Linked DNA regions of Homo sapiens: region 2 is linked to region 1. A link is an interaction called in ENCODE POLR2A ChIA-PET data of the cell type or tissue named here. Cell type or tissue: B cell. All regions are shown on one strand. Each heading gives the region's core, and the rest is flanking DNA. Links, peaks and the distances in the headings are about the cores only. Region 1 overlaps MRRF (mitochondrial ribosome recycling factor). Region 2 holds the start of MIR4478 (microRNA 4478).

Region 1 (16,019 bases), core at 3,463-11,462:
AAGGGAGAAGGTCTCTGCCCACATCCCACATTTGCCGTGCATCCCTGAGTTCCAAAGCAGCCTCGCTAGGCTCTAGAGCCCCTAAATCTCCAAAGACAGCAGCTCCTCCGCGAGCTAGCTGCCCCTGACCGAGGCTCACAGCTTGCCTAGGGGAGGGCAGGGCAAAAGTCCCTGCTATTCTCTTCCTTTCCTGGCTCAGGCCTTGATCCAAATAGCTCCCTTCTTCCAAGACACTACTCCCCAGGCCTCCTCTTCCTGATAATAATAGTGGCTAACAAGTTTTACTAGATTTTAGGCAACTCAAGGAGCTAGCTGTTATTTTGTTCATTCTACAAGTGAGGAAGGAAGCACAGACAGTGGTTAAGTTACATGTCCAGAGACACACAGAGGGCCTAGTGCAGTAGCTCATGCCTGGAATCTCAGCACTTTGGGTGGCTGAGGTGGGCGAGTCACTTGAGGTCAGGAGTTCGGGACCAGCCTGGCCAACGTGGTGAAACCCCATCTCTACTAAAAATAAAAAATTTAGCCAGGTGTGGTGGCGGGCGCCTGTAATCCCAGCTACTTCGGAGGCTGAAGCAGGAGAATCACTTGAACCCAGGAGGCAGAGGTTGCAGTGAGCCAAGATTGCACCACTGCACTGCAGCATGGGCAACAGAGCGAGACTCTGTCTCCACACAGAGGAACACTTGGCATCAGGGAGTCTGTTGTCTGACCCGCAACTAGGCAGCCTCATACATTATTTTCACTAAGAGACCAGTGGGGCTGGAAAGGGACTTGTGAGGTGCTAAGTAGCCAGTGAGAGCTTCTGGGTCCTGTCGCAGTTTTGCCCTTTCTTCCCTCAAAAAAAGGTCTCTCCACTTCTCTGTGGGAAAGGCTTGGGCAAGTTCTCTGGTTTCCAATGAGGCCAGAGAACCTGTGCTGATCCCTAACATCTTCACCCATCGGGGGCAAAATAAGTAAAATAAAAGTAATGTAGCAAATGTTTTTATAAAAGTGTTAATTTAAATTAACGGACTATTACCTATTCTTAGAGCTTTCTCTTTTGTTTTTGGCATTAAAATATCCTTTCTATTATAAAATGATAAGTTGGTGATTCTTTAGAAATCCTTATTTAGAAAAAATAATTGGTCACATTCTGTGGGTTCCTTTCATTCTGTTTTTTAACTTCACAGATGTATGAATCCCAAAGTCTCGGAGCTATGGGACCTCACGCCTACTCCTAGTTCTGATGTCCCCGAGGCTGTCATCCAAGGGAAGCTGGAGCTGTAACTAGGGAGAGAAGCAAGGGAGGGAGGTGGTTTGACCTGTGTGGGTGTCGGGGACTCCTGGGTGAGTGAGCAGTGGCAGTGAGGCAGGGGTTGGAAACAGGACAATAGTCAATCAGAAGGGTTGAGAGACCCACAAGGGAGGAGGGACAGGTTGGGGGAGGTGAGTCAGAGAGAGGAGAGAGACAGAGACGGGAGATACAGGGACAGAGGGAGGGAGATAGAGGCAGAATCAGAGACAAAAATAGGAACACACACGCATGCACACATACAAACACAGAGATCAGCACATGGAGACAAAGACACAGAGAGACACCCAGGAAGAGAGATGGAGACAGTCCCAGAGACAGAAAACAGACAGGGACAGTGAGAGTCAGAGACAGTATCATCTGTAGAGATACTCCAAAAGAGATACCCACTAAGACAGAGACTGAGATAGAGACAGACACAGAGGAGGACAGAGAAGTACACACAGAGAAGGCAACAGAAACCAGGAAAAGAAACAGTTTAGAAAGAAGGGAGGGGAGGGGGTTTTCTACTTGTTCGAATCCCACCCCTCCCTCCGTCTCTATGCAGGGGAGCTGTTTTCTTCTTCCTTCTTTCTTGCCTGTTAAACTTTTTGCTCCTTAAAACAAAAACAAAAAGAAAGAAGGGAGGGGAGCAGAGAGGAGAAGACAGACACACATATAGGTGGAGACGGAGTGAGGCAGCTGGAGATGTAGGGGAGAGGGAGGGTGAGCCAGGCCTGGTGGCTTTGGGCAGCCCCAGGTTCTGGCACAGGGCGTGGGTAGAGGAAGTGTCGCATCAGCCCTGCCGGGGCTGCAGGGACTAGATAAGGATGCCTGCCAAAGGAAAGCAGGGGAAGGAAAGACGTTTACAAATCCCCATAGGGGCAAAGCCAGGGAGGCTGCCCCAGGCCCAGAGAACAATGGGTACTTGACTTCAGTGGGTCATTAATGAGACAATTAATGGAAAGAGTAACATAGGCCTCCCTGAGGAGGACTTGGAAAGTGGTTAAGTGGAATTATTGAGGACTTGTGGTGGCTCTGAGTGGGGGGCCTTTTCCCCCACAACCCAGATGTCCAGTGTGCCAACTGCACCTCCCCTGCTCCTCCAAATATGCCCGGTGCTCCCTCCGCCCTGGACCCCTGCTTTTCTATCCCTATGCATTTGCTTCTGCCACATTCTCTACCTGGAATGTCTTCCCCTTATTACATCCATCCATGGAAACCCCACCCTTCAGAGGGTAAGTAAACGTGATACATCCATACGGTGCAGTGGTCAGCCAGGGCCATATGTTTCAACAAGAATAGGGCCCTCAACACATGATGGGCAGTGGAAGAAGCAAGCAGAGTCCTATTACAGCATGATGCTATTTATACGAACTGGAATTACACAGACACAAAGCAATTCCTTTAAAAACGATGCCTACTTTGCATTATAAAATGTTTTAAAAGGGCAGGGGGGATTGTGAGGGATACTGGCTAAATTCCTAACGGTGATTGACACTGGGGAGTGGGGGGAAGATTTAAAGTATACCCTGAAGTCATCGTGTGTGTGTGTGTGTGTGTGTGTGTGTGTGTGTATGGATATGTACATGAAAACTTGACATAATGTTAATTTGGAGCTGTGAAAATAGGTGTGGTTGTTAACCTCGTTTTCTGTTTTTATTTCCCCTGTACTTTTAATTTTTTTTTTTCCAGAGAGAGAGAGAGATTCTAGCTATCCTCCACACCCACCCCAAATACCTCCGACTGCAGGAAGTCTTCCAGGAATGCATCCACCAATCAGACACGGTCTCCCTTTTCCCCTTGTACCAAACTCTCAGGGCTCTTAAGCACTTTCCCCCTCGCGGTTCCCCTTGTGATGTTCATGGACTGTCTTCCCCATTGAATGGGAGGCCCTCAAGGGCAGGGACTTCCAGTACAGAGGTATCTGAGACTGAGCCTAGGTCTTCCACCCTGTTACTGCAGGAGGCAAACCAGGAAGGTGCTGACCATTTCTCGGTTCCAACACCCACAATCCACTACGATGTGGGGAGGTGGGAGGGTGGAGCTCCTGAAATTCAAAGCACGGCTTCTAGAATGAGGATCTACCTCTAGTGGGGAGCTGCTATTCAAAAATGTTCAGGGAGGAAGGAGGAAGTCTTGTTTGCTGTGGCCAAGGAATCGCTTTGTTGCTTGTTAGCTGGTTGGTTGTGGCCACATTGCTAACAAGGCCTCTAGCTAGCAGCGTTCCCCAACCCATCCTAGTGGGCTAGAGATGCATTATAACCCCTTCCACCCAAAGCTACAGATTAAAAAATAGACCCAAATTCCAGCACCCCCCAGCGAATCCCAGCTGCTGGTTAAAATGGAGCCATTGTTGGCCAGGCACAGTGGCTCACACCTGTAATCCCAGCACTTTGGGAGCCAGAGGCGGGCGGATCATCTGAGGTCAAGAGTTTGAGACCAGCCTGGCCAACATGGCAAAACCCCATCTCTACTAAAAATAGAAATCCCTCTAAATTCCTCCTGCCCTTTTAAACATTTTAGGCATCATTTTTAAAGGAATTGCTTTGTGTCTGTGTAATTCCAGTTTGTATAAATAGCATCATGCTGTAATAGGACTCTGCTTGCTTCTTCCACTGCCCATCATGTGTTGAGGGCCCTATTCTTGTTGAAACATGGCCCCAGCTGACCACTGCACCATATAGATGTACTGCGTTTACTTACCTGCTGAAGAGTGGGGTTTCCATGGATGGATGTAAAATATGGGCATGGTAGTGGGTGCCTGTAATCCCAGCTACTCAGGAGACTGAGGCAGGAGAGTCGCTTGAACCCGGGAGGCGGAGGTTGCAGTGAGCCGGGATCACGCCAGTGCACTGCACCCTGATTGACAGAGTGAGACTCCATCTCCAAAAAAAAAAAAAAACTAATTCTCCAGCCCCCAGTGAATCCCAGTTGCTGGTTAAAATGGAGCCATTGTAGAGAAGGAAGGAGAAAGGACATCAGTCCCAGCCCACCCATCCAGGCAGCCACTACTCATGGAGCATTTACGCGATGCTTGGCCCCTAAGCCACATTATCTAACTTCATTCCCACAACAGCCCTTTGGGCTTAGATTTTTAGCAAACGGGCTCAGAAAGGCTAAGTGCCTTGCTAAAGTCACAGATGCAGTGAGTGTTGGAACTGGGACTCCCATCTGACCTGTTAGGAGGTGGATGTGTCTTGGGTCTGCTATAGCTCTTCCCACTTCTAGACAGCTCCATGTTTTACAAGTGGGATACTGAAGCACAGAGAGGGGAAGAACTCATCCACTGACGACACAGTCAGTGAATAGCAGAGCTGGGACTTGAACCCAGATTTCCTGATTTCCTCCCTGCTCCTTTGGCTGCCCAGTGGAGTCTAACAGACTGCAGGTCAGACCGCACTTTGGGATTTTTAAGCTGCCGGGGTTTGAGATGTCTTTAAGCCTTCATGGGGCAAAAAATTGCAGGGTTTGGGGAGCAGAGAAGGGTCTTAGAGATAATCTAGTTTGGCGCCCTCTTTGTAGTGATGAGGAATTTAAGGCCTAAACAGGGCAAATGACTCACAAGAACACTTTGATGTCAGAAAGTCCATGCCAAAATAAGCAGCCTCATGATCCACAGAGTCCGTTGGAGTCTCAGAACTGACTGACTACAGCTTTAGAACCTGTGTTAATAATAGGTAACTTGGTATCAAAACCCAGAGCAGATTGGAAACTATAAATTACAATGTGGAGAAGGGCAGCTTTCACACAGAGATGTCTGTTGAATGAGGAATACACAAATGAATGAATGAATGAATGGACTGCCAGGCTGATTTCTGGCTTCTACCTCACTTCCCTTCCTCTCCTCTATCTCTTGCCGTCAGATTAATAACCTTAAAACACAGCCTAGGTAGGGCGCGGTGGCTCATGTCTGTAATCCCAGCACTTTGGGAGGCCGAGGCGGGCCGATCACCCGAGGTCAGGAGTTTGAGACCGGCCTGACCAACATGGAGAAACCCCATCTCTTCTAAAAATACAAAATTAGCTGCACCTGGTGGCCCATGCCTGTAATCCCAGCTACTCAGGAGGCTGAGGCAGGAGAATCACTTGAACCCGGGAGGCAGAGGTAGCGGTGAGCTGAGATTGTGTCATTGCACTCCAGCCTGGCAACAAGCGAAAACTCTGTCTCAAAAAACAAAACAAACAATAACAACAACAACAAAAACACAGCCTTTGCTATAACATCCTGCTCAAAAACATTCAGTGGCTCCCCCTTACCTGGATGACTGAATAGCCTCCTAACCAGTCTCTCTGTTCTTCATGCCTGGCCCTCTGATCCGTTTTCTCCAGAGGGTAAATTCTTCAAACGCAAATCAGGCCACTAGCCTTCAGAGGCTCCCTATGACCTCCAGGAAAAAATCCAAAATTCTTAACCCAAGGTCTTAACTGCAAGGCTTGACCATCTCTCTGACCCCATCTCACCCCAGCCTCTCCTTGCTCTGGCGTCTCTCAGCTCCCCACCGGTGGCTGTCACTTCAGGGACTTTGCACGTGGTGTTCCCTCTGCCTGGGACATTCCAGGCCCTACTGGCCTTGCTAACTTCTATATGTCCGTTAGCTCTCAACCCAATGTCACTCCCTCCGGGCAGCCTTCCCTGACCTCCCCAGATTGGGTTTAGCAGCTCTGAGAGCCTCTGGTCTGCCCCCAGCACCGCACTATCCCATCTGATTATATGTAACGACTTTCGCATCTGTCTCCTGCCCCAACTGTGAGCTCTGAGAAGGCAAGAACTGTCTCATTCACACTGCACGCTCAGTCCCCAGGATGAAGCCTGACACACACTGTACACTCAACAAGTATTTGCTGAATGCACAAATAAATACATGTGGCTTCCTAGTGAAACTGATGTAGCCATTCAACAAATATTTAAGCATCTTGGTAGATACTTGTTGAGCACCTACTAAGTGCCAGGCATGGTTCTCCACACTCCACAGGGTAAACAAACCATCACAAAGTCCCTGCCTTTGTGGAGCTCACGGTCTACTTGGGAGAGGCAGGCATTAAATCCATAGAGAAATAACTTAGTGCCAGGCATAGCTGAGTGCTGTGAAGGAAAACAAAGCAGGAGTTAAAGAATTGGGAGGGTGGTGGTGAGGGGGTGGGGGTTGTCAGTTTAGATGGGGCAGTCAGGGAATGCCTCACAGAGGAGGTGACATTTCAGTGATGAGCGAGGGCTTCTGCGAGACACAGACCCTCCCCTGCCTGGGGCTGTCTGGGCCACAGGTGTGTCCAGGTATGGCAGGCCCAGGTCCCCAAACTCTTCCTGCCTCTCGGTTGGAGCAAGGAACCCAGAAGAGGCCTTAGGTGAGGCTTTTGAGGCCGGTGCAGAAGCCTCAAGCTGCTCTTCACAACAGCTGTGATTGGGCTCTTTCTGCATGGCGAGAGGCAGAGATTGCTTTGTGCGCCGAGGGCTCGGCTGATTGTGGTGGGTGCCGGGCGATTGGCACCCACAGACCGCGGCCGCCAGGGTTTACCACGCACCCCCAGCACCGCGGCGGGCCGTGCGCAACGCGCCAGCCCAATCTCGCCTCCTATATTCAGAGTTGATTAGACGCTATTTCTGCCTGGATTTTCAGAAGGCTCAAGAGCTTTTTTAATCACTACAGTGGCTCATTACGGTTTTGCAGTGACACTCATGTCCTTCAGTTCTCTTCTCAGATTAGATTCTATAGTCAGATGAATATTGGATGATTTCATTACATACAAATGCAATCAACAGTTTTGCATAAATTTCTTCTCTTTTCTTGAGTTTCAATTGACCCCAGCACCCATGGTGGCAGGCGCGATCCACATGCAAATGAGCTGGGTTTGCAGCCGAGGAGAGGGGCCGGGAGGAGGCGGGCACTTGCACCAGCCCAGGGAGGCAGCAGCCTTGATTGCTCAGGCTTTGGGAGAGGGGCCTTGGAGGAGGGGGCACCCTGCAGTGGGCAGCCTCTGTGGCCAAGGCTGGGCACCCCATTCAGGATAGTGTTCTCCAGGTGAACTGAAGCACAGGGATGCTCCGAGTAGGACAGGCTCTCTCTCTGGGCAGAGACTGGAATGTGAAGTTAAGGCCCTGGCAGCTGGGCTGGCAGGGGAGGGTGTGCTCAAGATGCTTGGAGCAGTGGCTATTTAACAACTGGTGTGGACATGTTTCAATCTTTTAACAACTGGTGGGGCTATAGCAGTGCATTCCTGCTGTGTATTTGCTGCTGCTGTTATGATCATAATCACTGTCATTACTCCCTCTGGAGGGCTTAAGCTGTGGCCGTGTGGGCAACCAGTAAGAGACAAAAGCCAGCCCGAGGCAGGTGGGAAATTTTGGAGCCTGAGGCAGTTGTCTCCGGCATCATTTTCTGGATTTCTCTATTGCTTTATTGGGTGGAGGGCCAGGATATTCTCAGAATTGGGCCTCAGAAGTCTCCTAATCCATCCCTTATCTGATGCTTGAATCCTCTCTACGACACCTCTGTCCAGTGGTTTGGCAACTTCTCCTCCCTGGGAATGAGAAACTCCTTCCCTGCAAGGACCCTCTTCCGCCTCCCACAGTTCCATAGCGAGAAGGTGCTTTCTATGACTCCTGAAGCCACCCTCCCCAGCCCTGACTGTGCGCTCTGGGCCCAGCCCACCTCTGCTCCTTTGCCCCGTTGTAGCCCCTGAGGTCAGCAGCTGGTGACTGTGCTCTCCTGGGTCACCTTCCTAGGGCTGGTCTTCTCGATTCCTGCAGCTTCCATTCCCAGAAGCCATCCTCCAGCCTCCTATCCTGGTCTGTCCTCCAAATGCTTCTGGTGGCTGTCACGATTCATAGTCCGGGCCTGGACTCAACACTAGGCACAAGGCTGGAGGGAGGTGTGGGGAGGAAGAGGACCCAGGGCTAACAGCTGAGCATCCCACACGCTAAGCATTAGAGCCAAGACGACGGTCTGCACTTTGCAAACCTCACTTCCTTTGGGCAGCTTCTTTATAAAACCTTCAAACGTAAACACAGACCTGACAGGATGCAGAGAGAGACATGTGGATGCACAAAAATTCAGGGACCCAAGCTACTGCCATCATGGACACAAGGGAACCTGGAAGTGGCTGGGGTCATAGCCAGCCATGGTCAGGAACGAGACACGCCTGTGCAGCCACCGCTCCGGGCTCAGGTTCTTTCCTGTCACTGCCCTCGGCTCCCTAGACGGGGCTTGTAGAGATGCAGGAATCTGAATTGAAGCAGAGGGCTCCTGTGTGGCTGGTGGGACTACTGAAGTCTGGAGAGGGGAGGTCTGGGTAAAAAGTCACACAGCATTGAAGTGAGAGTCTCCTGATGCAGGCTGGGGGCCACTTTCTTGTTCCTCTGGCTGCCCCTGGGGACCATTCCCTCATCATTCTGTCCTGTGTGCAGTCAGGAAGATGTCTTCTTTCCTGGTTGAATGGACGCCCCCACTCATCCAGTCATTGCCCATGCCTATACCTCTGCTTCTGCTTTCGCTCAGCTTCCCTAGGCTCTTTCTGCTTGCATCTCTGTGTACATTTCTCTCCTGTTTCCCTGTCTCCATCTCCCTGTATGTCTCCTTGTCCCTTCCTCCCCCATCCCTTCCCTTGCCTCCCTGTCCATCTCCTCATCTCCCTGGGTCTGGTTGTCTGTTCCCTTTGCCAGGCCACATCTGCTCCTTTGCTGTCAGGTCACGTGTTGCCCAGAGCTGGCCTCTGTCTGGGATTGGCAGAGTTGAGATCCCCAGGACTGCTTCCTTTAGAGCTGTGGCCCTGGAAGGAGGAGGTTGGGGAGCGGCTCATTTCTGAACTCTTTGGAGCCTTCCTACAGTGACCTGCACTGGGTCATCTGTCCTTCCCTCCCAGGACGAGGGAAGGACGGCTGGGAAGCAGCCAGCTCTCTTTCATCACAGACCTATTCTCACTCAGGCTGGAAGAGGGGGCTGGAGTTGGGTGGGGAGGGTTCAAGAGGACTCCCACTGACTCTTCAAGCCGACTGGGATCATCCTAGACAAACCTGCTGCTGTCTGCGGCCAGCTGCCCCCAAAGAAGCTCCCTTCCTGCCTCCCCTCCCCCAGGTTCTCCTGGCAGAATGAATCTACCTTGCCTCACCTTTCCCTACTCCCCTCTCTCCCACCCAGGCACAAAGGGCTGCCTTCCCCTACCACGCCTGCTTTCCAACCTGCGCACCTGCAGGATGGAGAGGAAATAGCTGAGCTCTGGAGACTGATAGGACCACGACAAATCCCAGCTCTGCCACGTGCTAGCTGTGTCATCTCGGGCAAGTGACTGAACCTCTCTGAGCCCAGTTTCTTCCTCTATAAAATGCAGACAATACTCCTTCCCCTGCAAGGCTGTCAAGAAGATTATCTTATGTGAAAGTAGCTAGTAGAGAGCTGGGCACAAAGTAGACTTAATAAAACATTTGTTATGAATAAATGAATGAGTAAATATGAGTGAATCATAGAATTGAGACATGCATAAATGGGGCATGGAGAAGGAGTGCCAGGTGTCCAGAATGGTACAGGCAGAGGCAGGAGGTAAGAAACCCTGGAGAGGGGACAGGGAACCATGAGCACGTGAAGTACAAATGCAGAGTCAGGGGTCCCAAAAGAAAGTCTCAGGACATGAGGCAGAAGTGGCAAGGGCCACATCCTGGCAGTGTGAAGAGCCAGGCTCAGAGGCTTTTTTCCTTTTTCTTTTTAAAATTGAGCATCCCTCGTAGCAGCAAAAGGAATGATCAGAACTTACTGAGAGTCAACAATGAACCGGGCAGCTAAAAGTGATTAAGGCAGCAGCTTCCGTGAGTAGAGGCCTCGTGCTGGGGCATCTGACAAGCATTGCCTCATTTAATCTTCACAGCAGCCGCTGAGGGAGATGCTATTACTATTGTTTTCGCTTTACAGTTCAGGAAATTGAGATCTAGAGAAGTAAAGTGATTTTCCTGAATCACACTGCTAATAATGATCCCAGCTAGGATTTGAATCCTGGTCTATTCTGGCTCCAGAGCTTGTGCTCAGTCCCTTGGCACCACTTGACCTTCCGAAGGGAGGACCCCCACATCCCTGGGCAGGTGAGGCCATGTGAGTGAAATGGCTTAAACACACTTTGAGTTAATGAAGGGGAGTACAGAAGGCATAAGCAGAGTGCCTGAGTATGAGGAAGATGGAAGCTTGGCTTGGGGGAATCAGGGCAGGCTTTCTGGAGGGCGCTGGACACAGAGGCAGAGGGGCAGCCCAGGAGTGAGGCTGAGGCAGGCCTGGTGGGGATGGAGGTGGGGTGGGGGCTGTCACCCAGGGCCTGGAGTACAGTAGCTGTGCTGCCTGCAGCCTGGGGCTGGGGTTCTTGACCAAGATCTGCTTTTGACTGGGGTCTACTTCCGTAGCCCCACCAGGCCCAGCTTGTGCCTCATCTGCTGGTCCCCAGAAAAGCAAGAAGATCAGGATTCTGGTGACTCCAGACCTGGGCCCCATTCCCAGTTCTGCTACCCTATCATCTCTTTTTTTTTTTTTTTTTGAGACAGAGTCTTGCTCTGTCACCCAGGCTGGAGTGCAGTGGCATGCTCTCCGCTCACTGCAACCTCCGCCCCCCACCTCCCAACCCGGGTTCAAGGGATTCTCCTGCCTCAGCCTCTGGAGTAGCTGGGATTACAGGCACACACCACCACACCTGGCTAATTTTTGTATTTTTAGAAGGATGGGGTTTCACCATGTTGGCCAGACTGGTCTCGAACTCCTGACCTCAAGTGTTCTGCCCACCTCAGCCTCCCAAAGTGCTGGGATTACAGGTGTGAGCCACCACGCCTGGCCTGCTACCCACTTGCTGCAGAACTTTGGCCAAGCTTATGCCCCTTTCTGATCCTTGCTTTCCCCACCTCCAAAATGGGGGTAGAAATGCCCACAGCTGGGTGCAGCTGACAGTCAAGGGCCAGCAGGGTCCGTACAGGGCCAGGTTCAGAGCAAGTGCTGAGCAGTGCTGGCTCCTTCTCCCATCCCCAGGGGCCCCTGAAACTCTGGGCCAGGCCTGGACGCCAACAGAGAGGGTGTGTGCTGCAGACTCCAAAGCCAATACAGTCTGGATCTATATTGTCTGAATCTGTACTGCTGTGTGGTCTGGAGTAGGGTACTTAACCCACTCTATGACAGTTTCCTCATCTGTAACATAAAGATTCTAAGTCCAGAGTCCCTTCTCTAAAACCTGTAAAGTTAGATGAGTTTCAGAGTTCTTCTTATTCTAAAGTCTAACGCAAAACGTATCCTGTGTGCTGCGTGACCTCCCAGTGGGATCTAGGGCATTTCTTATAATTAAATTCATGTTTTTTCCCAAAAACATATAAATATTCGTATCAGGTAGTGAAATGAAGACCCAAAATAGCCTCTCCTTAGTCCAGGTCAGATGTGGCATCAGACCTGTGGAAAACCTTTTTGGTCACTGAAGCTTTTTGAATTTCAATCTTGTGGTTAAGGGATGATGAGCCTGGAGTATTTGCTCACGCATGGGGCTGATGAGGGGATAAGATGAGTTCCTATACACAAGGCATTCAGAACCATGCCTGGCACATAGTGAGGACTTGAGACATAAATGGTAGACAATGGCTTCCTCCCTTGCTCAAAGCCTTCTCATGGCTCCCATGTCCTCAGGATAAAGTGCAAACAATTTAGCATGGCATTTGAGGCCCTTTATGGTTGGTGTCCTGCAAAGCTTGATTCTCAGGTGTTACCACTGCCCCTCACACCCTAAACTTTATATTCATTCTTTTGTCAATTCCTCAGTCACATCAGACCCTCTTTCTCTGGAGGCTGTTTCACTTGCTGTATTTTCTGCCTGAAACGCACCCCCTTCCCTAAACTTCCTTTCTCCACTCTGTGTCAGCCTGCAAATCTCACCGCCCTCATCTAAGCAAAAGTCACCTGCAATGACTATTGCCTACCTCCCTCCTCCAGACTGTGGTCTCCAGGAATGCCGGGGCCATGTGCATATTCTTCTGTGGCACACAGTTGGTGCTGAATGAATGAACATTCTCACCCATCAGTGGTGTTGCGTTTAGCTCAGGGACTGAATAGCATTCATTGGATGAATAAATGAAACACAGCTTTGGAAGGAAGATCCCTAAAGGAATCTTCCATCCCTACCTCCACATGTACCGCAGGAGAAAATTCCTGGAATGCTTTCCTCCTGCCCTTTCTAACTCTCATCCCCCTCAGATTCCTTAAGTGATTTTAAAACAGGGGACCCAGTCCATGCAGGGGGTCAGTGGGGCCTCCAGAATTGCAGGGCCTGGAGGAGGCAGCATCCGTACATTAGGCAGAAACCACTTGTCCGGGGTTGTTAGAGGCCTCTGGGGCCCGGGGAGCAGGGGGTAGGGCAAAGCGGGCCTCCAACACTCTGGGGCAATTGATATAAAATAAACTCCATAATCAGGTAAATGCATTCGTGCGGGGGATGGTTCCCGTGCAGCTGTGGGCGTCCCCCAGCCGGAGGGGACCTGTCTAATCTCAGGGTAATGAAAACGTGGGTCTAATTACCTCAGAGGGCCGAGGCCTGGGCCACGGCCGGAGTTGGGGAGTGGGGGCCCTGGCAGCGGAATTAGAACATTTAAGCTGTCACACCAAATCCGGGAGAGGCCTGATTACCTGGCCCTAGAAGAGGCCGCTTTGGTTTGGTGTCGACTATAATTTCCTGGCCACCAGCCGTGAAGCCAAGGGCCACCTTCTCTCCCCTGTGATGGGGGTCCAGGTTCTGCCTCTTTGACCCCCCCACCCTCACATCAGACCCACCCAGGGGAGCCCGCCTGGGCCTCCCAAGCTGCCCGTGTGGGGTAGATAGGGGAACAGGTACACCAGTCACACATACCGGCTACGTGTATGCACACAGGTTATAGGTAAATGCCTTAAGGAAAGTGTGCATGCTGGCAGAGGGTGAATGAACATGAGCAGATGTGTATATGGTACATCTACATTTGTTGTGTGCACACTCTACTTTGGATTGTATGTGTGGGTTGCAGGTACAAGTGGTATGAATATACTGGGTGTGGGTAAATAATAGGAGATGTGTCTACATGGATTATGTGCAGGTGATCCACCTTTTTTTTTTTTTTTTTGACTTTTTTCTGAGACAGGGTCTTACTCTGTCACCCAGGCTGAAGTGCAGCGGTGCAATCATGGCTCACTGCAGCCTGGACCCCCTGGGCTCAGGCGATCCTCCCATCTCAGCCTCCTGAGTAGCTGGGACTACAGGTGGGCACCACCGTGCCCAGCTAATTCTTTTTATTTTTGCAAAGATGAGGTCTTCCTATGTTGTCCAGGCTGGGCTGATCCATCAAGGGGGCAAGTGAGTGGTTCGTGCCTATGGGCTGTATGTTCATGACGCTACAAATGGGAAATGTGCACACAGCAGGGCCACATGTATGCAGGTTACATGTGGTATGTGTTCACAGTGGTGTGTGCTGGTAAGTGCCATGAAAGCAAGAAGCTGACCGCTGTACCCCAGCATCTAGCCTGGCACATGGTGGATAGCTGTTGATTATATAGATGCTCAATGACTAGAATCCGTTATCTTCAGCAAACAAACGCAGGAACAGAAAACTAAATACCGCATGTTCTCACTTACAGTGAGAGCTGAATGATGAGAACACACGGACAGATGGGGGAGGAACAACATACACTGGGGCCTGTTGGAGGGTGGAAGGTGGGAGGAGGGAGAGCATCAGGAAGAATAGCTGATGGATGCTGGGCTTAATACCTAGGTGATGGGATGATCTGTGCAGCAAATCACCGTGGCACACGTTTACTTATGTAACAAACCCGCACATCCTGTACATATACCTCTGAACTTAAAATAAAAGTTGGAAGTCGGGCCGGGCACAGTGGCTCACGCCTGTAATCCTAACACTTTGGGAGGCTGATGAGGGTGGATCACCTGAGGTCAGGAGTTCAAGACCAGGCTGGCCAACATGGCGAAACCCCGTCTCTACTAAAAATACAAAAATTAGCCGGGCATGGTGGCGGGCACCTATAGTCCCAGCTACTCGGGAAGCTGAGGCAGGAGAATCGCTTGAACCTGGGAGGTGGAGGTTGCAGTGAGCTGAGATCACGCCATGGCGCTCCAGCCTGGGCAACAAGAGTGAAACTTCGTCTCAAAAAAAAAAAAAAAAAAAAAGTTGGACATCAAATAAACAAACAAACAAACAAAACTATAGATGCTCAACGAATTTATGTCTGTGTGATAGGTACAGGGGAACTATGTGAGGCATGTGTTAATGATATGAGCATTTGGAGTCTACAGGGAATGTGCCTGATGTGTGTGTGTGTGTGTGTGTGTGTGTGTGTGTGTGTGTGTGTGTGTGTGTGTATTTGTCCCCATTGTGTGATTGGGGGGCATGAGCTCCAGATACAGTACTGTGGAATGCTGAACTGCCTCCTCCATTTACAGGTTGACCTTAGGGAAGTCATTTAACCCCTCTGAGCCTGACTTCTCATCTGTAACACAGATACTAATAATCACAGCTAACATTTACTGAGCACTCAGTCTATGTGTGGCACTGTACTATACGCTTCTCATGCATGATGATCTCATTGACTTCCCAACAACTCAAAAAAGGAGGTACTACTATCGGCCCCATTTTACAGATGGGGAAACAAGCTTGCCACAGGTTAGATAATGGTGAAGCCAGGATTCAAACTCAGGTGATCTGACTGTGGTGTGAACTTTTAGCAGCCAGGCTAAATGAATAGGACCTGTTGCATAGGCCTGTCCGAAGGATTGAATGAGGTCATCCACCCAGCAGTGCATATGGCACATAGTAATCACTCGGTAAATGTTATTGCTATTATTTGCACATAGATATGGGACATATAAAACAGCTACAAGAATGTGTGGGAAATGGGCATGTAGTATATTTGTGACAGAGAGATGTGTAGCTGTGTTTGTGTGGTGTGTATAGACATACATTTACACAAGGTTTATGACACATGTATTTGGGTATATGAATATACGATATATTTTACATGATGAACACAAGGCATGTAAATCCATGTATTATGATGTCTTTGGATGTACTATATTGACATGTGGCTTATGAAATTAGACAAGCACATACTTGAGGGTTGTGATACACATATGGTCTACCCGGGGTCTGCGTATGTATACATCTAGGGTGCAGGCATAAATGTGCACATGGCACACAGCAGGACACTTGTGTGCACAGAAGTGATACATATTATAGATGCAGATGCCATAGAGAGAGATCAGATGTAGGCCAGGTGGTGGCTAATGCCTGTAATCCCAGCACTTTGGAAGGCTGAGGCAGATGGATCACTTGAGCTCAGGAGTTCAAGACCAGCCTGGGCAACATGGCAAAACCCGTCTGTGCAAAAAGTAGATAAATTAGCCAGGCGCAGTGGCGTGCACCTGTAGTCCCAGCTACTCAGGAGGCTGAGGCAAGACAATTGCTTGAGCCAAGGAGGTGGAGGTTGCAGTGAGCCCAGATTGTGCCACTGCACTTCAGCCTGGGTGATGGGAGTGAAACCCTCTGTCTCAAAAAAAAAAAAAAAAAAAAGGTATGCATGTAGCAGAGATAGTATGCATGTTGTATACTAGACTATGCATATACTGTATACCATGCATTTATATGGTCTAGTATGTGCAGATGTATGTGAGGTGCTTATGCATGGGGTATTTATAGGCATGTGGATGTAAGTGGAGTATGTTTGTGTAATACATATACTTGGAGGTATATATTGTATATAATTTT
Region 2 (16,019 bases), core at 3,554-11,553, 220 kb before region 1:
TCTGCTGCCACCAGCTCTGCTCCACCTGCCCTTCCAAGCTTCAGCCTCTGTTTTCTGAAGGGCCCCTGGCCAGCTAGGAGCCTCCCTCCCAGGGCACGGTATAACCTGGGATTCCTCTCAGCTGGGGTCCTGGACGACTGGGTCTGGGGGTTTCAGGATCACCCGACCTGACCCGTGGCAGCCAAGGTGGCTGGCCAGGCTGCAACCCCCCCACCCCACATCTATGTATGCCCCGCTGCCCGGCCCTGGAGCTGCCACCTGCTTTCAATCTTCAAACGGCTTGTGCTTTGAGGACCCCAAGTTCAGTTGGTCACAACCCTGGCCCCCAGAAATACCTTAAGGTGGCCCATGGGCCCTGGATGATCTGCTCCCCCACCCTCTTCAAACCCCATCCTCACATTCCATTTCCCAGCCATTGCTCCAAGCACCACTTCCTCCCACATGCTGGCTTCTCTCCTCAAGGTCATGACACCCAAAGCTTCCTCTTCCTGGCCAACTCCATCATCCTCCCTGGCCAACTCCATCATCCTCCCTTGCCAACTCCATCATCCTCCCTGGCCAACTCCATCATCCTCCCTGGCCAACTCCATCATCCTCCCTTGCCAACTCCATCATCCTCCCTGGCCAACTCCATCATCCTCCAGGTCTCTGCTCCAAAGTCCCCTCCTCAGGGAGGCCAACCCTGAACCCCAGAGTAGATCTCCCAGCACCCTGGGCCTTCTTGTTGTCCTCATCACACTTGACATGGCATTTGAACAGCCTCCCACATTGGCATGAGAGTGAGCTCCATGAAACAGGGCACTGGTTCCTGCTCCGAGCCCAGCACAGTGCCTGACACACAGTAACCATGCTGAGGACAGGATGTTCAGGCTCCTGGGACACCTGGGAGGGAGGGAGAGAACACTTTTAAGTGAAGGTTGGAAAAAGCAGCCCACAGGACTGGCATCTGAGCTCATACCCAGGTGGGCAAGGCAGGAAGGGCATTCCTGACGAAGGGAGCAGCCTGGGCAAGGGGATGAGGGGGCCCCGTTGTGGTCCCCAGCAGGTGAGAGACCTGAGCCTTGGCTGGGTTCCACGACCTGCCCAAGCTGGCCCAGTTAGCAGCAGGGCCTGAGTTCAAATTCGGTCAGTCTGATTCCACAGGCTACATCTCCCACCCTGGCCCACCTGGCACCCTGGCCCACCGCCGGTGCCATCCTCTGGCTGCAGTCCATAGAATGACTCAGAGGAAAGTGCCTGAGCCCCCATGAAAAAAAAAAAAACGATATTCCAGGCTGAACCCCAGACCACAGCTGCCGAGGAAGCTGAACAGAATTCAGGGAGGGGGAACCTCTGGCCAGTGGGCTGTGGTCCAGGCCTGGCAAAGGGATTGGGGCCCCTGGGTGAGGGCCTCCTCTCTGCTTCCCCATCACAACCCTTCCCTACCCTCCCCCAGCCTCAGTTCTTTCACCTGTTAAATAGGACCAACCATGCCTACCTTGAGTAGTTTTTATCAAGGGAGGAAATGGAAATAAAACACAAAGTGTCCTGCAAATGTCAATTGCTGACACACACATTTTTATTATAATGACTGTTAGGAATACTATTGGTTTCTGATTCCCGCTTCGCATTGTGCTTTGATTGTCAGAGGCATTTCGGATTGTGGGGGAGACCCCTCTTGGCGGCAGCACCCCTAGGCCAGGGGCTACCCTGAGACAGACTCTATCATCCCTACCCTGTCCTTTCTGTCCCAGCCAAGCGGCCCCTCCCCTTGCCCAGGTTTTGGGGTCTCCATCCTTCTTGGCCAGTCCTCCACCCAGTCAACTCAGGAACCTTTGCTGGCTGCCCGCCATGGGCAGGGTTTTCTGCTGGACGAGCCAGAATACCAGGCCCTGTGGTCAGGGAGTTACTGGGAAAGACAGAGGACACCAGGAGAAGAGCCAGGGCCATGCTGGGGGAGGCACCGGGTGCCCAAACAGCACAGAGGCCCCAGTCCGGCCTGTCTCCTGGCCTGGTGTGGGTGGGAGCTGCCACTTGCCAGGGCCCTCCATCTCCCCTGTTCTGATCATCCGCAGCAGCTGTAATTCGGGGCTCAGTCTGGAGTTCTGGGTTGTCCCAGCCTGCTCTCTCTGGATCTTGGGGCCTTCATCACCTCCCCATCCTTCCCCTCCTCCCATCCTGACATGCAGGCTGCTCCTTTGGGGAACTCTCCAGGTGTTCTGCCTGAGGGAATCCCATTAGAACAGCCTTGGGGGAATTCAGTTCCCCTCAATAAACATTTACAAGCATAGTTAGAGTGCGTGTACTGAGAGTCAGCAAAAAGCAAACTTTGATCGTACCCACAGCTGCCCTGGGAGGGCAGAATTATTACTATCCCCAGTTAACAAATGAGGCATTCAACGTTCCATTCAGTCATTCATCTGTCCCCATGTGCTGGAGATGCAGCAGTGACCATGCACTCAGGACCACCGCCCAGAGGGAGCCCAGGGACCCTGAGTGAGTCATTCCTAAAGAGCAGACGAGAGGAAAGGGAACCCTGGGAAGGTGGACTTTGGGGAGGGTCGGAGACCTGGAGGACAAGGGGATGGTAGCCAGATAGAGGTGGGTCAGGATGGAGAAGCAGCACAAGCTAGCAATTTGCCCAACTCCAAGTGAGAGCCACAGCTGGAACTCACTAAGCTCCAGGCCCAGTGCTCTTCCCATAACGTCATGCTGCCATGCTGACCGCCTGTATGGCCATGCCCTGTCCTGGGCACAACATGCCATGAGTGTTACAGTGTGGACATGGCTATGAGAGCCCAGGGAGGGAAGTTTCCCTGGAAAGAGTGGGAAAGGTCTAGGAGTGTTACAGGAAAGGGGCCCCAATCCAGACCCCAAGAGAGGGTTCTTGGCTCTCACGCAAGAAAGAATTCAGGGAGGGTTCGTAAAGTGAAAGCAAGTCTATTAGGAAAGTAAAGGAATAAAGAATGACTACTCCAGAGATAGAGCAGCCCCAAGGGCTGCTGGTTGCCCATTTTTATGGTTATTTCTTGATGATATGCTAAACAAGGGGTGGATTATTCATGCCTCCCTTTTTTAGGCCATATTAGGTAACTTCCTGCCGTTGCCATGGCATTTGTAAACTGTCATGGCGCTGGTGGGAGTGTAGCAGTGAGGAGGACCAGAGGTCACTCTTGTTGCCATCTTGGTTTTGGTGGGTTTCAGCTGGCTTCTTTACTGCAAGCTCTTTTATCAGCAAGGTCTTTATGACCTGTATCTTGTGCCGACCTCCTATCTCATCCTGTAACTTAGAATGCCTTAATCATCTGGGAATACAGCCCAATAGGTCTCAGCCTCATTTCACGTAGCCCCTACTCAAGATGGAGTTGCTCTGGTTCAAACACCTCTGACAGGAGGGCTTCACAGAGGAGGTGACATGGAAGCCGGTCTTTGCAAGATGGGTAGGAGTTTGCCAGATAGAGGAGGGCTGTCCATGCTGAAGGAGTAGGGTATCCAAAAGCTCAGAGATGAGAATGTGATTTGCATTCTGGAGACCTCACTATGGGGAGATGAGTGAAGGAAGGGGGCCTAAGAAGTCAACTCTCAACCCCTGTGGCTCCATCAGGATGTGAAGGAATCAGGCAGAGGAAGGAAGAACTGGAATTGAGGAGAGCTAGGAGCCAGGCTCTGCCGCATGGGGAGGGGACCAGCTGCCAGTAATTGAGGCTCGTTGTTGGCTCCTCCATTCATTCCTGTCTCTCTCAGAAGCTGATTAGCAATTGTTCCTCCAGCTTCTTAAGAGGCCAGGGGATTGCAGGGAGGGAGGGGGCGCCTGGAGAAGCTGCCAGGCTTCCGTGGAAGGATCCAGGCACAATTTGGAAGGCACAGGAGGCCCCTCGACCTCAGACACCTACTCCTAACCCCTCCATGTTCCCCCCCTTTCCAACTAAACCTGGGAAATGGGAGAGGAGAAAAACACCTAAAAATACTGAGACAAACCAAAGCATTCTGAGGCAGAGGCATTTAAATCCATGGGGCAGTGGAGCAATAGAAAAAAAAAATCCTTGGATCACACCTGGCATGGTGGTTCATGCCTATAATCCCAGCACTTTGGGAGGGTGAGGTGGGTGAATTGTTTAAGCCCAGGAGTTCGAGACCAACCTGGGCAATATGGTGAAACCCCTTCTCTACAGAAAATAAAATTAGCCAGGCATGGTGATGTATGCCCGTAGTCCCAGCTACTTAGGAGGCTGAGATGGGAGGATCACATGAGCCTGGGAGGTCGAGGCTGCAGTGAGCCAAGATTGTGCCATTGCACTCCAGCCTGGGTGACAGAGCAAGACCTTGTCTTAAAAAAAAAAAAAAAAAAAAATCCCTGGATTGTCAGCCAGATGTGAGTTTGAGTTTTATCTCAGGATGAACTTGCTGTGTGGCCTCAGGTGAGCAGCCTAACCTCTCTGAGTCTCAAGTTCCTGACCAAGGTTATTTGGAAGGCTTAAGGAGACAAAGTTGGCATAGAGGTTAACAAACAGTAGGTGCTCAATAAATTTGCAGTTGAAAAGACAGGGCATTCAATGGATATCTCCATTTTCAAATCTCAGTGGGGCTGTCCTGGACAGAGAGGGTCCTGATGGGGAAGAGGTACCTAAGGAGGCACAGGCTAGCTCAGCACAACACAGAGAGGAGACAGCAGTCCCCGTCACCACCCACCAACATACTCCCGATGCAGAGGTCCCGGCAGGGTTAGCATCCTTGGCTGGAGGAGTGGCCAAACAGCAGCCCAGTCTCTGCCTCTCTCAGCAGAGTCTCCATCTGCATCCTTGTCTGCATCTCTGTCTGTGTATCTCTGTCTGTGTGCCTCTCCCTCTCTCTACGTCTCTTTCTGTCTTTGTGTCTTTCTGTCTCGGTGTGCTCTAGAATGTTTTGAGCAACTTGTCTTTCTCACTGTGTTGCCCAGTGTGTCTGTGTCTGTCTCTGTCTTTGTTTCCGCCTCAGATTCTGTTTCTCTCTTATTCTTTCTCTTCTCATTATTGTCACCTTCTGTTCAGCCAAAAAAGCAGAGACTGCCTGAGTCTAGTGATTGGAAAACCACCATTTTCTCCAAAATGTTCCAAACCCCTACCCCAGTCCTGGCCATGGTTCCTGGCCTCTGAAGTTTGGGGGAGGATGGACCCCTCGCCCCCTCTGCTGCAGAGGCCAGGTCTTGGTGAGAGCAGAGAGCACTCCATTCTGGATATGACCATTTTCTGCACAGCCACCATGTGCCTGATAGAGAAGCACTCTAGGCTCCTATCCTCCCCTGCTGCGGCCTTGAGTCGTACATCCTATGAACTCAGCTCCCCTCTTCCTGCCCTTGCCCTGGGTCAGGGTTCATCCTCCCAGCCCGATGTGCGGTGCCAGCCTCCTCGCTGCCCTGCTGGCCTGGGGCTGGTGCCTCCCACCCATCCTAGCCTGCTCCATCACAGGATGAGCTTCTGACCTGCTTATTCCTGCTCAAGAACCTCCTGTGGCTCCCACCTCCTTTAAAATAAGCCCACACTTGCTCACTGGAGCCTTCTTCAGCACCTGCCTCTCCAGCTGCCCACCTTCTGTGCAGCCATAATAGACTTCTGCTGCCCCAAACATGCTCCGCCCTCTCCTGGCTCTTGTCTCAGCATTTGCCGTTCCTTCCAGTTGGTGTTTCTGCTCCACTGCCACTTCTTGCCCCTCAAGCCAGCTCCAGTGGCCTCTCCTCAGGAAAACGTGAGTTGTTCTCAGCTCTGTGCTCCCCAAACCCTGGCTGTCCCCTTGCATAACCCCAGTCCCTCAGGCTTGCTTCCTGGTCTGTCTCCATCAGACTGTGAGCTCCCTGTTCCTGGGGCTGCACAGAGGAGGCACTCAGCGCTTGGACAGATAAGCCCACCGAACCCTGCGGGGTCTGTCTGCAGCCCTCCCACCAGCCAGCCCAGGACAGAAGCACCATGCCAGGCCAATTTTCCTCTGCCAGCTCTCTGGGGCTTGTGGCCCAGGCTGCTTACGGGAGGAAGGCATCTTCTCCCTGCCAGCTGTCCAACCAGTGACCCCAGGGCTACCATTTAGCCAGCAGCCCCTTCAGAGCCACTCACGCCCCACACAGAGGCCCTGAGTCAATGGGCCTGCGGGAAAAGCATCACTCTTGCTGTGCAAAGCTCTCTCCACATGACTGGGTTTGAGATACATGGTAGAGGGGGTGGGGTTTGCCAACAATGGGGTAGGTTACCTCATGCATTCCATGAATCTCTGCTTCCTGGTACCTGCTGGTCACTGTAGAAAGGGAAGGGGCTTTAGGGGAAGGTCTGGGGCAGGGTTCCAAAGCTGGGTTTCAATCTTGGCTGACCTTGGGTTGTGTGACCTTCTTTTGGAGCTCTGTTTCTCCATTGTCCCATGAGAACCGGATGGTCTCTCTGATGCTTGCAGCTCTGACATGCTGGGCTGTGAGACCTGGACTCCCCACAGTCTGCCCTCTGGTAACATCAATCCTAAATACCCACCTCCTGCCTCACCGAAGCCCCTGTGTGCAGAAGCGATGCGTGTGAGTGAGGACTTACGCTGAGGATTTGTGACTACCCCAGTCCTGGCCTTCCAGAAGCTGGCACTCAGCCCCAGACAGACAGTGCTGGCCTTGCCCAGGACTCACCCTGGAGGGAGATGACAAGGGCGGTAGAGTGCAAGGTTGGAGCCCCTAGCTTGGGTTCAAACCCTGATTATGTCACTTTTTGGTTGCGTTACCTTAGATCAGGGCTTCTCAACGTCAACACCAGGACATTCTGGGTTAGAAACATCTGTGCTGCAGGGGTGTCCCGTGCACGGGAGGGTATTCAGCAGCATCCCTGCAGCACCCCTGAGATGTGACAACCACAATGTCTCCAGACATTGACAAATGGCCCCCCAGGAGTACAATCACCCTTGTTGAGAACCACTGCCTTGGACAAGTCGCTTATTTTTCTTTGACCTCAGTTTCTCCATCAGTAAAATGGGAATTAATTGTGATAAGGACAAAAGCTAACTTGCAGTGTTTACTGAATGTGAGAAATTGTTCTAAGTGCTACACATGTTTTAAGTTTAAATTCATTGTATCATTGCTGCTGCCCTAAAGGTGGGTATTATTCTCCCCATATTCTGGGGAAGGAAATAAAGACACTCAGAAGCTGAGTAATTCTCCAAGGTCTGACAGCTAAGAAGGCTGCTGTATTAGTCCGTTCTCACGCTGCTATAAAGGACTGCCCGAGACCGGGTAATTTATAAAGGAAAGAGGTTTAATTGACTCACAGTTCAGCATGGCTGGGGAGGCCTCAGGAAACTTACAACGATGATGGAAGGGGAAGCAAACACATCCTTCTTCACATGATGGCAGGAAGGAGAAGTGCTGAGCACAAGGTGGGAAAGTCCCTCCCATCAGATCTCGTGAGAACTCACTCACTATCATGAGAACAGCATGAGGGTAACCACCCCCGTGATTAAATTACCTCCCACCGGGCCCCTCCCACAACATGTGGGGATTATGGGAACTACAATTCAAGATGAGATTTGGTGGGGACACACCCAAACCATATCAGCCGCCTAGCTCAAACCTTAGGCCCATAACCTTAATGGCTGGCCTCCAGGGCTTAAAAAGTTCAGGACTGAATGAGGCAATGCATGTAATGTGCACTGTATCTGGAATTATCTCAGTGCTCAATAAATGGTATTATTAGTCTCAACAAACCTCTGCAACCCAAATGTTGGCCCTTTATGCAGATACAACAGGTTGTATCTCCCGTTGTTTCTGGGTCAGCTAATGGTTATGGCAGTCAGGCACAGTGGCTGATGCCTGTAATCCCAGAGCTTTGGGAGGCCAAGGGTGGAGGACCACTTGAGGCCAGGAGTTCGAGACCAGCCTGGGCAACATAGTGAGACCCCTGTCTCAAAAAAAAAAAAAAAAAAAACCATGGCTATTGAATGACTAGTCTGTGCCAGTTATCACATTTAATCCCATGAGAAATTTCCCCGCCCAGGTTGCAGAGGAGAAAAGAATGACTGAGGGAGGGGAAGGGACTGGCCCAGAGTCACACTGCCAGGCACAAGGCCAGCACCAGGCCATGGGGCTGTCTGCTATAGCACGACCCTCAGCGGGACCTGGGTGCCCAATGTCAGGCTCTCTCTGCCTCTGCAAGAAATGTCAGGGAGAAGATGACCAAGTGGTATTGGACAGAATGGCAGTGATGCTGAGGAAGAAACCAAAGGTGAGGGCCCTCTCCCTTTGTATTAAACGAAACTTTCCAGGCTTAGGCCCTGCAGCCTGTACGGTGTCAAAAAACAATTGTCATAAGTTGTCGACACTTGGAAACATTTAAACTTATGAGGTTTCACATTAAAATCTGTATTACTGCCTTCCTTTACAAATCTGGAAGAAGGAATGCATCTGTATAGGTGGGTAAGAGCAGGGGCTCTGGAGTCAGACTACCTGGGTTCCAATCCTAACTCTGCCACTAGCTTGCTGTGTGTCCTTGGCTGAGTTACTTAACCTCTCTGTGCTCTGCTTCCTTCGTCTGCATAACGGGGATAATAACAGCACTTTCACCAAGATTGTCATGGAGATTAAATAAGAAAGTGCCTATACAGCACTTCTTTAGAACAGCACCAGGCACAAAAGAAGCATGCAAAATGTTAGCTGGTGTTATTTGTAACTTTTTTTTTTTTTTTGAGACAGGGTCTTTCTCTGTCACCCAGACTGGAGTGCAGTGGCACAATCATGGCTCACTGCAGCCTTGACCTCCTGAGCTCAAGTGATCCTCCTGCCTCAGCCTCCCAAGTAGCTGGAACTACAGGCTTGAGCCACCGTGCCTGGCCGTTTGTATCATTATTTACAGTGTTTAGTATTAGGCAGTGCTGCCCCTGGATTCTGTCCCAGGCAGAGCTGAGTAATAGCTGCCCCTTTAGATGAAGTGTGACCTCTTCCATTGTCCACAGCCCACAACCCCAGGGACCAAGGCTGAGGTCCTAAAAAAGCCAACACTGTGTAGGGGCCTGACTCCTGGCTGCTATGTGACTTTGGACAGTCACTCCCTCTGTCTGGGCCAGTGTCCTCACTTATAAACCAGAGGCACAGGGCCCTGAAAACATTATGCTAAGTGAAAGAAGCCAGACACGGAAGGCCACATAATGTCTAATTCCATTCCTACCAAATGCCCAGAATACGAAAATCCATGGAGACGAACAGTGAATTAGTGGTTGCAGAGGCTGACGGAATGGGGAGTGACATCTCATGGCCACAGGGTTTCTTGTGGGGTCACAAAAATGTTCTGGAGCGCCATAGTGGAACCGGTTGCACAACCTTATGAACACAGTCATGCGTTACTTAATGATGGGGATACGACCGGGCACAGTGGCTCATGCCTGTAATCCCAGCACTTTGGAAGGCCGAGGTGGGCGGATCACCTGAGGTCAGTAGTTCGAGATGAGCCTGGCCAACATAGCGAAACCCCATCTCTACTAAAAATACAAAAATTAGCTGGGTGTGGTGGCACGTGATTGTAATCCCAGCTGCTCAGGAAGCTGAGGCAGAAGAATTGTTTGAACCCGGGAGGCGGAGGTTGCAGTGAGCCGAGATCGTGCCACTGCACTCCAGCCTGGACGACAGAGTGAGACTCCATCTCAAAAAAAAAAAAAAAAAAAAGATGGGGATACATTCTGAGAAATGTGTCACCGGGCAATTTTGGTGGGCAAACTTACATGAACCTAGATGGTGTAGCCTACTGCACAACTAGGCCACATGGCATAGCCTATTGCTCCTACACTATAAACCTGTACAGCATGGTACTGTGCTGAATACTGTCAGCAATTGTAATGCAATGCTAAGTATGTGTGTATCTAAATATATCTGGATGGTTTCCCTGCAGGTAACAGCTGGCTCTGATGTCCTAAGGAGACCCCAGCGCCATGACAAACCCAGGGATCTCTGATTGCTCCCAGCCTGAGTCGCTTCATATCCTACATGGGAGGCTGAATCCACAATCCCTCCTGCAGACGTACCCTCTCCTCTCCCTTGTCCCTGCAGAGGCCAGGGCTGCAGGGGATGAGGCTCGCCCCTAGTACTGCATGACCCTGTCTACAGGTTTGGAGGCTCCTCAGCTCAGCCTCGGCCCCTGGGCTCTTGTCTTGCTAAGCCCAGAGACCCAGCTCCCACTGGGCTTGGTGGCTGCTTGAAGTGGATCATGCCTTGCACCTCCCCCTCCTCTCCAGAATCTTCTATGTGTGCCGAGACTCCCAGAACAGGAGACATTTGGCTACATCACCCAAGATGGTGCCCACTTTCCATTGCCATGGGTCTAAGAAAAGGTGAAGTTCCCTCCCCCAGCCCTTCCCTGCCTGCTGAGGGATAGGACATGTGTCCCCATTTGCAGTGGATGCAGGGAGGGCTGGAGAAATGCTCTGTGCTCTGAGTAAGGCATGTTCCCCTGTAAGTGTGCCCATGACAGCTTGTGTATGCATATGTGCATGTATGGATATGCATGTTTGTTGGCAGGGATCTGTGCACATTTGTAGGTCTGCCTTTCTACCCGTCTTGTGTTCTGGACTGTGCACATATCTGCCTTGACAGACTTATCAATGTTCACACACTGGCTACACCTGTACCTTGTCTATATGTGTGGCTGCGTGCGTGAGTCTGCTGGAGCTCAGCACTTGTGTGGCTGAGCTGTTTACACCTGTCTGAATATGAGGGGTGTGTTCACGTGTCCCCTGAACGCACACTAGTGCATGTGTCCCTTCTGTGTGTGTCAAGGCAGGCCGCACGGCCATGAGGACCATAGCCCAGGCCTTGGAAGTTTTCCACGAGCTTAGACTCCAGCACCCACTGCACATGGCAAATGGCACCAGTGACCTGCCGTGGAAGGCACAGATGCCAGAGGGCACCACTACTCCAGCAGGAGCAACACCAACAAGGCCAGCACCAGCCCCACCCATGGCCTCCAGAGATCCTGGAGCCTGGAGGGCCCAGACGAGCTGGCAGCTCCAGGCTCCAGGCTCCTCAAGGTCCCACAGACAGGCCAAAATCCAGACAGCGGGAAGGGACAGCACAAGCCGGAGCCTGGGGACCAGAGGCAGTTTGGGGGTGCTCCATGGGGCCACACCCCAAGCCTGCTCTACATATTCTTCTAGGGCTCCAGAAGTGGGGAAAACCACAGGTGGGGAAGGCTGCCCCACAGGTGTACAGGTACAGGTGTGAGGCTGACATAGGTGGGTGAAGGATCAGAATCAAGAAGAGGAGATACTTCCTGCCTGATGAGTCTCTAGCTGTCCCCTCCAGGGCGCAAAGCCCCAGCACCTCCTTCTCTCCTGTCTTTGGGGCACCCAGCCATGGCCCCAGCCCCTTGGGCTCCAGCAGCAGCAGCAGATACAGGAGGCTGAGGCTCAAGTGAGAGTGGCTAGAGGGCAAGTGAGCTGAGCAGGTGGAGGCCAGACCACCCTTTCCCATCCCAGCTGGCCCGGGCCACAGGTGCCACTCGATGAGGCCTCAGCTAAGCACCGAGACAGTTGCCCTCAGACAGCCCACGCCAGCCAGCTCCCTGCACCAACCGGAAGCTCCTGCGGCACCTGGCACCACCCGAGGCCCGCCTGGGAAAGAGAGGGCCTGAGAGCCAACTCAGCCTGGCACCCGGGAGGCGATGGTCTGGTGAGACTTGGGAAGCTGAAGGTCCTGCCCCAGGTGGAACTCAGAAAGATAAAGAAATGGCAGCTCAGAGATAGGAGGGGACTTGCATAGGCTGCCTGTCCAGGCAGCGGCCAAGCTCTTGTGACTGTAGAGTCCTTTATTACCCTTTCCCACTCCCAAGCCAAAATGCTGGTACCAGGACCCAACTGAGTCAGATCCATCTTCAGTTTCCCCTAGACACCCACCCAGTGGGCTCCAAGAGGCCAAATCCCGGGGACTGGACCCCTAGGACAAGTCGGTGACCCAGGGTTGCCTGCCCTTCTTTGCCCCAATACCAGGACTGCCCTGGGCCTATAACATGCTTTCCTGAATTCTGGATAGGTCTCCCTACCATAGCTCAGAGAGGGTTGCCCACTTGCCCAAGATCACACAGCCGGGGAGCTGGCACCGGACAACTGGCCCGTGGGTGTTCTCCTGTGTCACTGTCCTCGGCTGCCCTGGGCTGGCCCAGCTTCTGAGGGGAAGGGGCCCTCCACAGAGGTACTGTCTCCCCAGGCCACCTCTTGCTCCTGCCCTGGCTTCAGCTTCCCTGCCACCCACCAGCAGTGATCAACTAAAGCCACACTTTGTCAGACATGGAATGAGGCTCCAACCCTGACTCCTTGTCCCCAGCTGAGGCCACCAGCAGCCACCAGCACACCAGCCCCTCTGAAGATCTGATGGCGGCCCAGAGCCAGGAATCAACTGTCGTGACCCTCACATTGCCCCTCCCACCAACTGGCACCAAAGGACTGCAGACCCACAGGGCAGCACTGGGAGGCATCCCAGGATAGGGTGGGGCTGCCTCAGAGACCTGAGGACCAGCAGTGCTGAGGAGACTCTCATGCTCTTTCCCTCCTTGTCTCGATGAGCCCTGAGGCCCAAAGAGGGCACAGGTGCTGACATGTCCCAGAGAGGGCAAACAGTGGCAGGACAAGGAGCCTGCACAAAGAGCCAGAGCTCTGCCCTGGGGGCAGACAGAAGAGGCAGAGGCAGCCCCACCCCCACCCCAGTACTCCCCGTAAGAGGAAGCAGAGGCCACCTTCACAGACGGTCGCTGCAGGCAGGTTTAACCCAAGCTCATGGGATGGTCTGTCCTCACTCAGCTAACCTTGCACACGCCTGTAGGCCTCCTCGGGCTAGCATTCTGTGTTCTCACCACATGCTATACCTGTGCCATTGACCTTACTCACTTAACACACTTATTGTGGTCAGATGGGGGGTGTCACATTGAGCTGGGAAGGCGGTAAGGGGATGCAGAATGAAGGGGATCCCAACAGGGTCCAAGAGAATATGATGTCCAACTGCCCCATTTTGCGGAGAAAGAAACTGAGGCCCAGAGAGCCCAAGGACGCATCACAGATGAAAACAGCATCTGGAAGCCGACTCCTTACAGAAGCCTGAGCCCACGCAGGACCTGCTTTTATGCTGCCCCCTTGTGGTCAGAGGAGGGACTGCCACCCAGAGGCGCCCCCTGCCTTGAGTCCACTGAAATATTTGGTCTCCTTTTCTCCTTCTGAGGTCAGCTCGCCTCAACCCTACCCCAGGGTCTTACTCCCTCCTTGTTTGTAGGTCCGGAGGATCCTCAAGGGCAAAGGGCACCCGAGTGTCCCCACCAAAGGCTGGCCCCCTTGAGCAGAGATACGTGGAGAGGTGACCAGCTTTGCTTTACTGAGCCTGCCTGGCAGCCCCACAGCCATATCCGGGCCCCCTCTTCAGTCCTCATCTCCGTGCCTCCTCTTGTTTTCTACATGACTAATCATGTCCTCTTTCTTGGAACCCCCTCCTTCCTTGGCCCCAGTGATGCCACACTCTCCTGGGTTTCCTCCAGTCTTCCTGGGTGTTCCTTCTCTCTTTTGTGGGCATCTTGTTCCCCTCGGTCCCAGCCTGTTGGTGCCCCCTGAGCCTCTTGTTTTTGCCTGGATTTGGAGCTGGGCCACCTAGCCGGCAAGCAGGTAGACACCTCAGGGCACCATCAGACCAGGAGCATCAAACAAGGAAGATGAGGAGGAAAATGTGTTTCTGTGAACCCATGGATGTGATGATTGCAAACGTTTTTTGTTTTTATTTTTATTTTTGTTTTTTGAGATGGAGTCTCACTCTGTTGCTCAGGCTGGAGTGTAGTGGTGTGATCTCGGCTCACTGCAACCTCTCCCTCCCAGGTTCAAGCAATTCTCCTGCCTCAGCCCCCCGAGTAGCTAGAATTACAGGCATGCGCCACTATGCTCGGCTAACTTTTTGTATTTTTAGTACAGACGGGGTTTCACCATGTTGGCCAGGCTGGTCTCGAACTCTTGACCTCAGGTAATCTGCCCATCTTGGCCTCCCAAAATGCTGGGATTACAGGTGTGAGCCACCGTGCCAGTCCAAGAGTTTTGTAAGGCATGTAAGTGTTACATTTTATAATTTAATTTAGACTCCTTTTTGACTCATGGGGGTGAGGTGAACACCATATCTTTGGTGCTTAGGGCTTCCAAGGACCTTTCCTGGGTGGCCTCAGCTGTGCACTGCCTTCAACCACCTGTCAGTAACCTTCCAACTCCCAAGTGAATATCTCCAGGCCTGATTTCAACTGCCTCCTGGATACCTCTCCAGACATCCCCTTGGCTCTCAGGCTCTAGGCTGATACCTCTCCAGACATCCTCTCCAGACATCCCCTTGGCTCTCAGGCTCTCAGGCTCTCAGAGCCACATCAGACTCATCATCTCTCCCCCAGGCCCCTTTGTCAGCACTGATATGCCCCAAGGTAACTTCATCTTCCGGCTCCATGCCCACCATGGCCAATTCCTCACCAAAGCCTGGCGAGTCCATCTCCTTAATAGCTCTGGGATCTGCGTCGTTCTTGCCACCTCACTCCTGCCCCTGTCCTGGTCCAGGCCACCACATCCCTCCCGTCTGGCCCTCCTGCCTCCTTAGCTGGTGCTCACATGCCCATCTGACCAAGTCGCTTCTTAGCTGGTGCTCCTTAAGCTTCTCCTTAGCTGGTGCTCACATGCCCATCTGACCAAGTCGCTTCCCTGTCTGGGCCTGTCTCCAGATCCCTGTCCCCCAGAATAAAGCCCACACACCTAATACTGGCCTCGAAGACCTCCAAGGGGTGGCCTGGCCACCCTCCACAGCCTCATCTCCCGCCACCCAGGATCTCCCCTGCTGTTTGAGGTGCTGAGATGCTGTCAGAGTTTGATGACTGACAAACAAACCAAACAGGAGAGTGGCTGGGCTGGGGTGAAGTAGGAGAAGACTAGACATACCTCCCAGAGCTCTTCAAGCTGGTGATGACCTATGAAGTTGTCCACTCTGCCACTAAAGACCACCAATCTGCAAGTGGTCCCAGCCCAACTCGTACTCCTCCCATGATAAGGAGCTCCGCCCCCTCACCATCCCTGGACTGGTCCTTCTGTGAGCAAGTTCTGCTCACATGTTCTGCATTACATGCAGATTGGGGTAGGGAACTGGAACTCAAAAGACCCTCGACCCTAGGAACACAAATTCCTTTTCCTCCCTGAAATCCCATCCCTGGGAGTCCCAGTTCTCTGGGTCTGGGCCTGGGCACCCGCATCGTGGCTCAGCTGTGGTTCTAGGAAGCTAGCCAGAGCCTGACAGAGAGATTGCCAAGACAGCCGCCAGAGGGCAGTGCTGCCCCACACACGCCCAGGGGCCAGCCTGCCTTTGTGTCTCAGGCTGCGTGGGTCTTTCAAGGAGAGGCTGCGTGTCTATGTTTGTGTGTATGTGACTGTGGGAGTCTATTACTTTGTGTGTCTCTGGCGGCAGGGTTGGGGGTTGTCTAGGCCAGTTGGTATATGTGGTTGTCCATTTTTGCTCACGTCTGAATACCCCAATTTCCATCCCAGGAAGGGGTGCAGATGCCTGGTTACTCAGTGGGGCCCCAGGCAGGACGGGGAGGAGCACGGCCATCCTCTGAAGAGCCCTCGCCACCATCACCCCCACCATGAGCCTCCAGCCAGACTGGGCCTCAGGTACTTGTCAGTTAAGTCAATGACCCAGTGACAAGGACCAGTTAGTTGTCCTTGTCACTGTCTGGAACCAGGGCCAGTCCTGGTCTGTGGCGTCCAGGTGCTGCAAAGCCCCAGTCCCTCCCTCCCAGCCTCCTCTCCCCTCCTGCCCACCATCACCATACAACAAGGACAGGGAGACTATACCCCCATATCACAGTGGAGGTGTCCGTTTGATCAGCCTTGAGCTGGACACCAGAGCTTCCTGGTGACTCACCGGCAGCCCCCAGGCTGGTCAGGCCCGGGAGAAGGACGCCAGTGTACCCTGCCTGCTGCTGTACCTGCAGGACATGCCTGGACACCAGCGTGCTCTGGGAGGGAGCTGTCCTGTTGCCTGCGGTGGTGGGGACAGGGGAAGG

The links. Peaks named below come from ENCODE experiments on the same cell type or tissue, not always from the same donor. Only the 100,000 strongest peaks of a DNase experiment are listed, where the experiment ranks them.
Region 2: POLR2A ChIA-PET joins it to region 1 with 10 read pairs; 7 of 35 experiments call an interaction of 5 or more read pairs at or near these places.

Annotation. Positions count from the first base shown.
Region 1 is chr9:122,330,259-122,346,277 of GRCh38, forward strand. MRRF (mitochondrial ribosome recycling factor) reads left to right here. Exons shown (of 7, transcript NM_138777.5): 7 at 1-1,079. Among named protein-coding and RNA genes, the nearest start is that of PTGS1, 33 kb to the right of the region's middle. RefSeq lists enhancers at 6,212-6,817, 6,818-7,421, 12,729-13,252. In B cell, for the core only: no CTCF peak of the experiment used is centred there; a DNase peak (open chromatin) is centred at 7,103; H3K27me3 peaks cover 1,339 bases.
Region 2 is chr9:122,110,069-122,126,087 of GRCh38, forward strand. It overlaps MIR4478 (microRNA 4478), which reads right to left and starts at 10,099; the gene lies at 10,014-10,099. RefSeq lists enhancers at 15,075-15,841, 15,842-16,019. In B cell, for the core only: no CTCF peak of the experiment used is centred there; no DNase peak of the experiment used is centred there; H3K27me3 peaks cover 101 bases.